3 separate regions of the Homo sapiens genome follow, and regions 1 and 3 are each linked to region 2. A link is a contact called in ENCODE Hi-C data. All regions are on one chromosome and are shown on one strand. The core of a region is the stretch at or near the end of the contact, and the rest is flanking DNA. Distances in the headings are between cores, read along the strand shown.

The links. Hi-C counts contacts between places; a loop is a spot of excess contacts on that map. Pooled maps may share reads with other maps.
Region 1: a map with no recorded cell type shows a loop between it and region 2 (10-fold over the local background). The contact joins the promoter of PDCD2 here to the promoter of AFDN in region 2. A Hi-C loop is called at or near these places in 3 of 37 single-sample maps with no recorded cell type and 5 of 50 pooled maps.
Region 3: a pooled map shows a loop between it and region 2 (7-fold over the local background). The contact joins the promoter of TBP here to the promoter of AFDN in region 2. A Hi-C loop is called at or near these places in 2 of 37 single-sample maps with no recorded cell type and 5 of 50 pooled maps.

Annotation. Positions count from the first base shown.
Region 1 is chr6:170,582,259-170,586,321 of GRCh38, reverse strand. It overlaps PDCD2 (programmed cell death 2), which reads left to right and starts at 1,685. Exons shown (of 6, transcript NM_002598.4): 1 at 1,685-2,023; 2 at 2,575-2,817; 3 at 3,134-3,265. The coding sequence starts at 1,741. RefSeq lists a silencer at 1,716-1,955.
Region 2 is chr6:167,825,383-167,829,289 of GRCh38, reverse strand. It overlaps AFDN (afadin, adherens junction formation factor), which reads right to left and starts at 2,379. Exons shown (of 34, transcript NM_001386888.1): 1 at 2,053-2,379. The coding sequence starts at 2,157. It overlaps AFDN-DT (AFDN divergent transcript), which reads left to right and starts at 2,494. Exons shown (of 2, transcript NR_027906.1): 1 at 2,494-3,887. RefSeq lists silencers at 2,227-2,426, 3,341-3,410 and enhancers at 2,577-2,656, 2,687-2,756.
Region 3 is chr6:170,553,119-170,557,088 of GRCh38, reverse strand. TBP (TATA-box binding protein) reads right to left here and starts at 2,720. Exons shown (of 8, transcript NM_003194.5): 1 at 2,626-2,720; 2 at 6-207. The coding sequence starts at 59. It overlaps PSMB1 (proteasome 20S subunit beta 1), which reads left to right and starts at 3,782. Exons shown (of 6, transcript NM_002793.4): 1 at 3,782-3,959. The coding sequence starts at 3,847. RefSeq lists enhancers at 2,450-2,839, 3,650-3,970.

The sequences.
Region 1 (4,063 bases), core at 436-2,935, 2.8 Mb before region 2:
CACATGGTCATCAGGGCCTTCTGAGGCTGTGTCACGGGTGCAACCTTAATCTTGGTGAAATAAACTTTCTAAATTGATGGATGCCGGATGTGGTGGCTCATGCCTGTAATCCCAGCACTTTGGGAAGCTGAGACGGACAGATCAACTGAGGTCAGGAATTCGAGACAAGCCTGGCCAACATGGTGAAACTCTGTCTCTACCAAAGATACGAAAATTAGCTGGTTGTATTGGCACACACCTATAATTCCAGCTGCTCAGGAGGCTGAGGCAAGAGGATCGCTTGCCTGGGAGGCGAAGGTTGCAGTGAGCCGAGATCATGCCACTGCACTCCTCCAGCCTGGGTGACAGAGCAAGATGCCATCTCAAAAAAGAAAAAAAAAAATTGATGGAGAGTTAACTTTTGGTTTACAATGTAAATGTTTATTTAAAAACAGACATTATTTTATGTACCATTACAAATATACTGCTACCCAGCTGCTCGGGAGGCTGAGGCAGGAGAATGCTTGAACTCGGGAGGCGGAGGTTGCAGTGAGCCGAGATCGCACCATTGCTCTCCAGCCTGGGCGACAGAGCGAGACTCCATCTCAAATAAAACAAAAACAAACAAATATACTGCCAACTAAACTGTGATTTTGTCAAAAATAAATGTTGTTGATGACTTTACTTCCATTAAAGCCACTGTAGTAGCCAAGGGAAAGCTTCCTTTTTGTCCTCTGAAGGTTCACTGAAAAGTCAACTGACAAAAGGCACATTAATTGGAGAAAGGGCATACAAATTTATTAACATGCACATGGGGGAGAACCAGAGTGATTTTGCTGAAGCCCCAAATGGGGTTCAGAAACTTATATACCATCTTGAGGTTACAGAATGGGGGTTTGGATTGTGGCATAACAGGTTATGCGGGTGGAGACCTGGCTGACAACCACGGTCTTGTTATGTAAATGAAACCTCCTAAGTAGAACTCCTTAAAGAGAACAGGTGGTACATGTTTCTTTCAGACCTTTGCAAACCAACAGTAAAATTCTAAACCCTCCAACCGACTGATGGACCCTCTGCTTGCCCAAGGGCATTCTGAAGTTAACCTGAAAAACTAGTTCAGGCAATGATGGGAAGTGGGGGTTGGCCATGCCTCATTATACACTCCTCCCTTGGAATTCAGGTACAGCAAGCCAGCACTAACATTAAAACAGAGACCTTAAGACTGACAGAAAAGACTCTTCTGCAGAGGCTTCTTCATTACTCTCAGGCACACAGGATTCTTGGTTTCCGCTGTAGGGTCCTCACTTTACCTGTTCAACCTTCATTTGTCTTTCACTGCCTACTCTTGGTTAGCACTCGGCCAGCGCACAGGTTTCCCACACCCTGAGGTGGACACCAGCAGGGAAGGTTTGCGGGAGGGCTCTGCCTCCCTGGCGGCCACCCGCAGGCCCACAGCAAGACATGTGCAGAGGTGAGCGGAGCGCCGTCACCAGCTGCCACTCTCCCAAAGACCAGAACCATCCCAGAGCACCCGGAGGCACCAGGAAAGCGGCTCGGAGGCAGAGGCGCCAGGGGCGGGGCTGATGCCGAGAGGTTTCCTCTGCCCCGTTCCCTCGCATTGGTCCTGCAACCGCTCCCGTCAGACGCGTTTCCGCCTCCTGTCCTCCGGAAAGGTGCCCGCCTCTTGCCTTCCGGCCCGGCGCCCGATTTCCGCCTTCCGACCCAGCTGTGGGCTGCGCCCCACGCCAGCCCGCGCCCCGCATGGCTGCCGCCGGGGCCAGGCCTGTGGAGCTGGGCTTCGCCGAGTCGGCGCCGGCGTGGCGACTGCGCAGCGAGCAGTTCCCCAGCAAGGTGGGCGGGCGGCCGGCATGGCTGGGCGCGGCCGGGCTGCCGGGGCCCCAGGCCCTGGCCTGCGAGCTGTGCGGCCGCCCGCTCTCCTTCCTGCTGCAGGTGTATGCGCCGCTGCCTGGCCGCCCGGACGCCTTCCACCGCTGCATCTTCCTCTTCTGCTGCCGCGAGCAGCCGTGCTGTGCCGGCCTGCGAGGTGAGCCGCCAAACGGGGTCGGGACGGGGCCATGCCTCCGACGCGTGCGCGGCGTTAATTCCGGGAGCGACCAGGGGGACGGCGGCAAGCACCGCTGCCGCCCCAGCCTCAGAGCTCCCTCTCCGCGCTGCCCCAGGAGCACCTTCTCCCGGGCCCTTCCAGGATGTGCTCATTTTTGCTACATAAGCTTCTAACTGTGCCCACGCGCATTGGTAACCCCCAGCTTTTAATCAGTGGGTACCAGGTATGGTGTTAATTCAGATAATAGAAATTGTCTTGGAAAGATGGATCCCAGTAGCTTTTTCGTATTTTTGGCAGTCGTTCTTAACGATCAGTCTTATTAATTTGATTAACTCAAACCACCTCTAGGAGGCAACTCAGTTGCGTGTACCGGACGAAATCTAGTTTCTGGATTTTAAAAGCTTATTCCTGAAAGCAAAAACTTTCATTTCTTTTTTGTTGTTGTTATTTTCAGTTTTACGTGCAGAGGATAAAATATGTGAATTGCTGTTTTGTTTGAAGATAAAACTTTTCTCTGTATTCTTTTTTAGTTTTTAGGAATCAACTACCCAGGAAAAACGATTTTTACTCATATGAGCCACCTTCTGAGAATCCTCCCCCAGAAACAGGAGAATCAGTGTGTCTCCAGCTTAAGTCTGGTGCTCATCTCTGCAGGGTTTGTGGCTGTTTAGGCCCCAAAACGTGCTCCAGATGCCACAAAGCATATTACTGCAGCAAGGAGCATCAGACCCTAGACTGGAGATTGGGACATAAGCAGGCTTGTGCACAACCAGGTGGGTAATCTTTTTTTTAAGTCTCAGTTCAGTTTCATCGCCTTTGTCAACCCAGATATTTCCAGGACAACTTTAAAGGTAAAATTAGGAAAGGTATAGTACTTTAAAATTTTTCATGCCTGGAACACCTTTGTAAAAAAAAAAAAAAGGCTGTGAAGTCTGAATCACTGAATAATGTCACCATATAGGCATTTAATTTATGACCCTTTATCTAAAATGCCAGAACTATAGGGAATATAGTACTTTAGAGACAGCAAATTATTAGACTGTCTTCAAAACTAAATGATTACTAATAGTGCTGTCCTTTTTGTTTCAGATCATCTGGACCATATAATTCCAGACCACAACTTCCTTTTTCCAGAATTTGAAATTGTAATAGAAACAGAAGATGAGATTATGCCTGAGGTTGTGGAAAAGGAAGATTACTCAGAGATTATAGGGAGCATGGGTAAGCAGTTTCAGGACTTCATTCATTAAGTGGTTAAACATAATACTTGGAAGAAAGGGCTCCATGTGCCTAGAAGAGAGGTACTGAGAGGAAGACTCACTTTGGAGGCTGTAGCATACAATTTTCAGATATTGCCTCAGGTAAAAATATACTTCCTGGACTTTGTTTTCTGACACATAAGAGGTGTGTTCTGCTCCCTGTAAAGACAAGGGTGGGTATCCAGATGGTCCCATGAGTAGGGCTGCACAAGATGCTGGAGGCTTGGTAAGTTCCTCTGGGTCGCAGATCGGTTTCTCGGGTCGGGATAGTGTGAGTGCCTAGCACAGTGTCGGGCACGCAGAAGGGCCCCTTAAAAGTTTCTCTTTCATCTGGCCAGTTTTAGATACACAATTTTGTCAGTTTACTTACAGTGCATACTCTTGGGTAGTACTTGTGCTGACCAAGTATCTTAGAGGCTTATTTTATTATAGTAGCCAACATTTATCCAGCACTTACCTTATATAAAGGGCTGTTTGTGCATGAGCTCATTAAAATCGTGACAGCAGACCAATGAGTGAGAAACTGCCCCATTTTGAAGGTGAGGAAATTGAGGTTCTGGGTATAACTTTCTTTGGTCACATAATATTAAATTTTACAATTTGAGCCTTGAGCCATACACAAAACCACCACAAAATTAGATTTATAGACTCAAAATGAAAACATCAGCTTACTGGTTTGTAGTTCATACCAGTCATACATTCCAAAACATGTTTTGAGTCTTACTCTGTGCCTGACCTTGTGCTTGATAACAGGGATATA
Region 2 (3,907 bases), core at 1,130-3,629:
AAAGTTCTCGAGAAAACAAAATAGAAATGTGAGCCAGCCACTATATAGTAAAAAAGCTAAAAAACCAATATATGGACATTCTTAAAAACCATTCATTTCATTATGAAAGGCTTCTAATACAATTCTGAAGAATAATTTCTAAAAATGGAAATGTTCAGATATAAGTAGGGAGAAAAATTAGGAAATGAAATATATCATCTTTTTTTCCAAGTCCTTCAATTCTTGTTTTGCTTCAGTGTATGTACAAAGCAAACTTTCACCTACAGTATAACTGAAAAAACAGCTTTCCAAATGACAGGCCAATTTTAAAAACTAGTCATATCACTAAGAAATAAAAAGTTTCAATTGAGTGCTTAAAATAGAATTTAATTAAATCAATGAACTATAATGTTTCTGATTTGAGATTTTTTTAATGCTAACTCAATTCAAAATCCCAAAAAGCTGAATTCTCTTTATTAAACCGAAAAAAGATTCCTTTCCACCAGACTTGAGAAATCTCTCAAAAAAAAAAAAAATCCATTCAAACAAAAAAAAAAAGCTACACACCAAGAAAATGTTTTATGGTCAACTTTTTTTACCTTGTGATAAAAAGAAAAATGAATTCATTATTCTAAAAGAAAACATAATCCTGAAACTAAATTATCATGTCACCTTTCTAAAGATACACTAGTCTATGAACGAACACTTAAGTACATAGTACTAACTCCCTTACTAGAACCTAACTCATAAAATCATTACAGAAGATGAATGAATCAGGAGTAACTTAACATAACATCTATGCTCAAATTGACAACCTGAGCCTAATGGCGTGTGTCAGTATTCAACTCAGTATTAAGACAAATGGCTAGCTACCCACGTCAAGTGCAGTCACAGGTACAGATGAAAACAGAAGAAATAGAGTCCTTCCCATGACTGGCAAAAACTCAAGAAATCAGAGAAGCAATAGTCAAATTCTCTCAAAAACATAAAGTGGAATTTAATGATAAAAGGATTACATTTCGTAAGAATGTTCAAATCTGCCAAACATGTTTTGTTGCCTAGGAGCTAGTATTTTATAGCAAGTATTAACTATAAATTACCTATTACAACAAATCAAAAATAGACGCTATTAAAATGATTTCCTAAACGGGCACAAATATTGAGTGAAATTTTTTTATGCTGGTAAAGTCTGTGCAGCCACCGAATGAACAGAGCGCGGAACCGACCCTTGCGGAGCGATTTACAGGGTTGCTCCCCGACCCTTCACCTCCCTCCCCTCTCCACGGAGCCCTTCCTAGTGGACTTGGACTCAAACATTTTTTTAAAAGCTGCTCGGAACGCTTTCAGCAGCTTTGCTATAAACAACCCCCATTGTTACCAGGCCAGGAGCGAGCGTGATTTCCTCCTCCTCTCAGGGAGCCAGCCTGGGGCCGGCGCCTCCCTCCGGGCAGAGGCCGCCGCAGAGGGCCCTTCCTCGCGGCCCCGAAGGTGGAGAAGGCGCGCCTTTCCTCGGAGGCGTCCGACTCCGGGCCTGTGCCATCAGGCAGCCCGCACCTCCCGAACTTTGTGATACTGACTTTCCCCTCCCAGCTGGCAGCCTGCAAGTTTATGAACCCGAAGCACAGCGCGCGTCACAGGCTCCATCCCGGCCACGGCGAAGGGGCGCCGCGAGCCACAACCGGGCTGCAGGTGGAGGGCGCCGGCCCCGCGCGCCGCCGCGCCCCCCGCGCCGCCGGGGATGAGGCCGGGGCCGCGCCGCGCTCGCGGGGGTGGGGGCGGCGGCCCAGGTGAGCCACCAGGTGAGCGGCCGGAGAGGGGAACAGGTGACTGCCGCGCCCCGCCAGCCCCCGCTCGGCCCGCGCGACCCCGGGATACACCGCGGCAGGGGGACGGGGGCTGCGGGGGACGCCGGGGCCCGCGGTGGGCCTGGGGGAGGGGGAGGGGAGAGAAGGGGCGGAGGGGGGAGGGGGAAAGGAGGGCGGGTCCGCGGCTGGCGGGCGGCGGCGGGGGGGAGGGGCGGGGCGCGGCGCAGCGGGCGGGGGTCGCGCAGGCCCCGCGCCCGGCGGTGCTCACCTCGGTCGGCTGGCTGATCTCGAACAGGTCCAGCCGGTTGGCGTTCCAGTGGTGGATGATGTCGGCCAGCTTCCGCCGCTCCTCGTCACGGCCGCCCGCCGACATGGTCCTGGCCGCGCCTCCTCAGCCGCGCGGGGCCGGGGCCGGAGGACGGGCCGAGGACGACAGGTCCGCGGGGGCCCGGCGCCCCTCGCCACCCCCCGCCGGCCGCCTCCGCCTCCGCGGCTGCCTCCGCCTCCGCGGCCGCGCCGCGTCCTCCGACTTGGCCTCCGCCTGGGGCTCAGTCCGCGCCGCGCCGCGCCGCCTCAGCCCCGCCGGCCGGTGTGCGCCCGGCGCCCGCCGCCCGCCGCCCGCACCCGCCCGCGCCCCGCCCGCCGCCGTGCGCGCCGCCGCCCGCCGTGCGCGCCGCCGCCCCGCGCGGCGCCGCCGCACCTCCGGGCCGCTCCACTAGGTGCTGCTGCCGCGGCCGCCAGGGAGGGAGGTGTCGGAGGGCGGGCCCCGCGCGGTGCTAGGGTTCCGTCTGGACTGGCGGTGGTGGGTCCCAACCGGCGGTACCGGGTTCCTTCCCGACCAGCGGTGCTAGGTTCGGTTCGGACGCGCGCTGCTGGATCTAAATGGGCAGTGCTGGGTCCGATGGGTGGTGCTGTGTTGGGTCCGGACGCGCGGTGCAGAGTCCGGACGGGCGGTGCTGGATCCAAATGGGCGGTGCTGGATCTGGACGGGCGGTGATGGGTCCGATGGGCGGTGCTATGTTCGGTTCGGACGGGCGGTGCTAGGTCTAAATGGGCGCTGCTGGGTCCGATGGGCGGTGCTGCGTTCGGTCCGGACGGGCGGGGACGGGCGGTGCTGGGTCCAAATGGGTGGTGATGGATCTGTGGACGGGCGGTGCTGGTTCCAGACGGGCGGTGCTGGGTCCAGACGGGCGGTGGGTCCGATGGGCGGTGCTAGGTTCGGTTCGGATGGGTGGTGCTAGGTCTAAATGGGCGGCGCCGGATCCGATGGGCGGTGCTGGGTTCGGTCCGGACTGGCGGGTCCGGGTCTGGACGGGCGGTGCTGGATCCAAATGGGGGTGCAGTGCTGGATCTGGACGGGCGGTGCTGGGTCCGAACGGGCGATGGGTCCCATGGGCGGTGCTAGGTTCGGTTCGGACTGGCGGTGCTGGGTCTAAATGGGCGGCGCTGGGTCCGATGGGTGGTACTGGGTCCGGACGGGCGGTTCTGGGTCTGGACGGGCGGTGCAGTATCCAAATGGGCGCTGCTGGGTCCGGACGGGCGGTGCTAGGTTCGGTCCGGACGGGTGGTGCTGGGTCTAAATGGGCGGTGCTAGGCTCAGCAGGGGACCGGTGGGCGTGGCGGCACAGGTACGGAGCGCAGGGCCGGTGGAGCGCCCTCTCCGAAGGGCCCTGCGCTCCCCGCGCTCGCTGCTCCTCCTGCCCGCGCATTGCCCCGGGGCTGCTGCGTGTTTCTTCCAGGGTGATTCCTTTCCGCTGGGTCACTTCAAAGCCGACCTTTTCAAGCTGTTTTCTTCCGCGGAGGACACGTTGTTAGGCTTTGTGTGCATTTCAAGGGTCATGTTTTCTGAACCGCGCTCTGCCGCTCTTGGGGTGTTCGAGCCCCCACACTGCTGTGCGGTGTTCCTCTCACAGAGTGAGGTTGGAGGGTCCCACTCCCTTTGTGTGTCTCCTTAGAAAACGCCTCTTCTCTCAGACACATCGTTATCTGCCAATTCTTCGCAGACGTAGAGAACGGACTGCAGAGTTAATAAACGTCGAGGGGAAGCTTTGATGCGCCCCATTTGGCCCTGAGAGATGCCACGTGATCGTCATTTTAAATCCTGTACGTGTCCCCGTGGACGT
Region 3 (3,970 bases), core at 1,471-3,970, 2.7 Mb before region 2:
ATTACCTGAGGGGAGGCCAAGCCCTGAGCGTAAGGTGGCAGGCTGTTGTTCTGATCCATGATGTTCACTTTCTTCTTGGCAAACCAGAAACCCTTGCGCTGGAACTCGTCTCACTATTCAATTTTTTCCTAGAGCATCTCCAGCACACTCTTCTCAGCAACTTCCTCAATTCCTTGGGTTATCTTCACACGCCAAGAAACAGTGATGCTGCTTTGGAAAAAAGTCTAAAGTTTAATTTAAGGATCCAGGTAACCTGTACAGTCCTATAAGCCAGTTCTATGGCTATACAAAACACAAACATGAAAACCAATGAAGCTATTTTGGAATACATTTGTTTTTACCTTATAATCCTAAAGTTTTATTCCTTCCATGTTTCCGGCGATTGCATGTAAAATCGCCAACAAAACAAAAATCATTTTGTTACATGTTTAAATAATCGGAAAATGCTCAAAATCGAGCTGTCATAACCAGCATTAAAAACTTTTGAGGAAAAACACCTAGAGAAAAATAATTCCTAAGCAAAATGTAATATCAGAGCAGAATATTCACTAAGCACTGTATACACAGCACTGTTAGGCAAAGTTTAGATCTTTAAATATTCCAATTTTACATCCTCTACAATGTCTTGGGCAAAAAATTAAGTAAATATCAAATTCAATCCAATATACTTCAGAGTGATCATTTATCAAGCTCCTACTGTAATGAAACTGTTAAAAAAAAAAAAGCCGCACAAAGATAAAGCCCTGAATTTTTATAAATGTAATAACCTTACCTCTTTAGAACACATTAATGCAAACTGTGCCTGTTATCTGACTTTTCTTAAATCATCATCGCTTTACTCACTACACATCTGAAATGAGTTTATAACAACATATTCTCACATAGAACTTAGAGGTCTCAAAGTTACAAATTATATGTCCAAAGATCCTTCAGGCATATGCACTTCAAGCATGTGCTGGTACAGAACAGACACTCAGATATTTGCTGAATGTATGAAAGACTCTGACGATCACTTTGAAAGGGCAAAGGCCCCCAAAGACTATCTATCCTACATACTCATCACTGAAAAACAGACCAAAAAAGAAAGCAAGCTCTGCTTCTGGAAATAAATATATCAGAGATATTTTTTAAAATATACTTTTTTTTTGACAGTTATCCTATAATAACAATAACAGAAGTCCTGCAGATGAGGATATAAAGATAGGAGGATATAGTCCTTGGCATCAAAGTGTTCAATATGAAGGGTATGCAAATAACTACTGTAAAACATAGTATTATAACAGCAGGTATGGTCTAAGCTAAGTTCCTTGAATGCAGAAACCAGCCTACATGTCTTTGTGATCTCTGCATCTAGCACTATGCCTGGAATACAGTATGTGATCATGAATGAGCCCATATACACCCCTGGAAGAGAAGACAATATAGACTAACAGCCAATCACTGTGAAGAGAGCGCAGTGTTTTCACAAAGCAGGGACCATCTAACTTGGGTCTCACAAGGTGAGTAGGAATTTACACATCAGGGCTTCAGACAAAAGAGAAATCAAGCAGAAAGAGACAGATTGAAAAAGCATGCAGTATGCAGGCAACAAGCTTAGTATGACTGTATAGAAGGTCACTGCAGCAGATGAGACAGCACATATTGGTGGGCTCATACTATCAGGAGTTTTCAATGTTATTGCATAGGCAATAATAACAGTTATGGAATTTCGGAAGTGCAGTATGAACAGATCTAATTTGGCAAGACTAGATGAATTTGAGAGGAGTAAAACTGGAGGACGGAAGTTTCGTTTCAGGAATCTAAGGTTGAGGCAAGAGATAATGACGGCAGGATTTAAAGCCATTATAAGTATGATTAGAGATTTATCCAGGACCTTCGGTGGCTTCAGGCCACTTTTTGCAAGTAAGTCTACAGAAGAAACCGCACAGTGATTACTGCACTAATTTATCCTCAGAAAAGAGTTGTTTGCTGGGTATCTTCATCTCCTGGAAATTGAAACATCAAATCCGATATTTTTTGGAGGCAATCAAATTAATTCTGCATAGCCTTCTAGTGTCTGTATAACTAAATGAAGCACAGTCTTTTCACAGAAAAGTCTACCTAGAGATTTGGAAAACCATGATGGCCTGAACCGAGAGACGGGAGACCCTGCAAATAAAGTGGTGTGTATTATATCTTAAGCGCTACCGTGCCCGCTGTCTCAGGCTTCTGACAAAATATTTAAGTCTCAATGTTGGCAGCAAAACAGGCGGGCACAGATCTGGGTGAATCTGCTTCTAACATGGAGAAGAAGCGGATGGCAGGACAGGGCAGGGTAAACTTAGGGTCTTCGATGCAAGGGACTGTCCTGTCCCGCCTGCCGCCGCCCAGCCAGCCAGTAGTACCCTGAGCCCCACAATCGTACGATGGGAAGCTGCCTGCGAAACACAGCAGAGTAGGGCACCAGGCGGGAGTGGCGGCCGAGTGGCCGTTACAGGCCGGAACGGCGGCAGCACGAAAGGGAGGAACGTCCCCCGAGGGGCCTGCACGCGCGCCAATTCCTAGTCTCTTCCCCACCATTGCCCCCAGGCCTCAGTGCAGTGGTGGCCTTCGCCCGAACCGTCAGAAAAGAGTACAATCTGTTACCTGGGTCACTGCAAAGATCACTATGGGCCAGCGGAAGCGAAGTTAAACAGCCGGCGGCCCAGGCGCCCGCCACAGCGAACCTGCCCGACCTCACTGAACCCCTGGCGCGCGTTGATAATGTCACTTCCGCCAGTTCTGCCCTCGGCTTCAGCGAGTTGCTCCCACTAGGGCCGAGGCCATGAGAAGTGTGAGCATAGGTCACTTCCTGTGTTTCCATAGGTAAGGAGGGGCGAAGCTCTTGAGGAGTTCCGGGGCGGGGCCGCCGTGCCACAGCCATCTCTAATTGGCCCTTGCTGGACGTAGGAAAGATCGATTTTTAAATGGCGTGTGTGTGTATATGTGTGAGTGTGTTTTGTTGTTGTTGTTGTTGTTGTTTAAAGCAACTAGCGGCGTTACCTTCGACAAGTTACCTGACCTCTCCCCCGCATTTTTTTTCTGTAAAATTGAATAATGATAACAGTGCTTACCCTTGGGCTGTCGGGAGATTGACAGAGATTGACAGAATCAGTGCCTGAGCAGTGCTTGGCACTCAGTAAGCGCGTCCTCCTTACCTGTCAGCAAGAACGCTAGCTGATCTTCAAGCGTGTAGAATGACAAGGAACACTAAGCAAAACAAACAGCTTGTGTTTACACATGCATTTATATTCAGTTCTGCCACTCCCAGTTCATGCACTGTTGTCACATGGCTCTTTCCGCAGTTGTTTCTTAGTGGGACTTCAGCACGCCTTGATTTTCCCTTCTGTAGTTCATTGTGGCGTAATCATATGTTATACTGCTTGTTTTCTTTGTACTTTTTATTATCAGTGAGGTTGTGAGCTCTTTAAGGATAGGAAATGTTATATACATTTTTTATTAGCCAGGACAATTAACGTTCCCACCGTTATTCGAGTTGCCGTTGCGCCATAGTTCTGACAATTTTTTTGTATGGTCAGACTTAAATTTTTGTCCATTGGGGTGAATTCCAATGTTTTCTTCGAGGGGGAAAAAAACAAAAAACAAACAAAAAAAACCCTTTACATCCCTGTCAGCGCTTTTTGGAATGGGCGGGATTCAACTACCAAAGGGACAAGCCGCCGTGCAGCCCTCCAGGAGCAACGACTAGCGTGAGATAGAGAGGCCGGGAGCGAACTTCAGGAGAAGCCGGAAGTGGCGTAACGTCCGGTCAAGGCAGCCATCTCGCCGTGAGACAGCAAGTGTCGGATCCGCAGGCGCAGCCGTGCGATGTTGTCCTCTACAGCCATGTATTCGGCTCCTGGCAGAGACTTGGGGATGGAACCGCACAGAGCCGCGGGCCCTTTGCAGCTGCGATTTTCGCCCTACGTTTTCAACGGAGGGTAAAAACCCC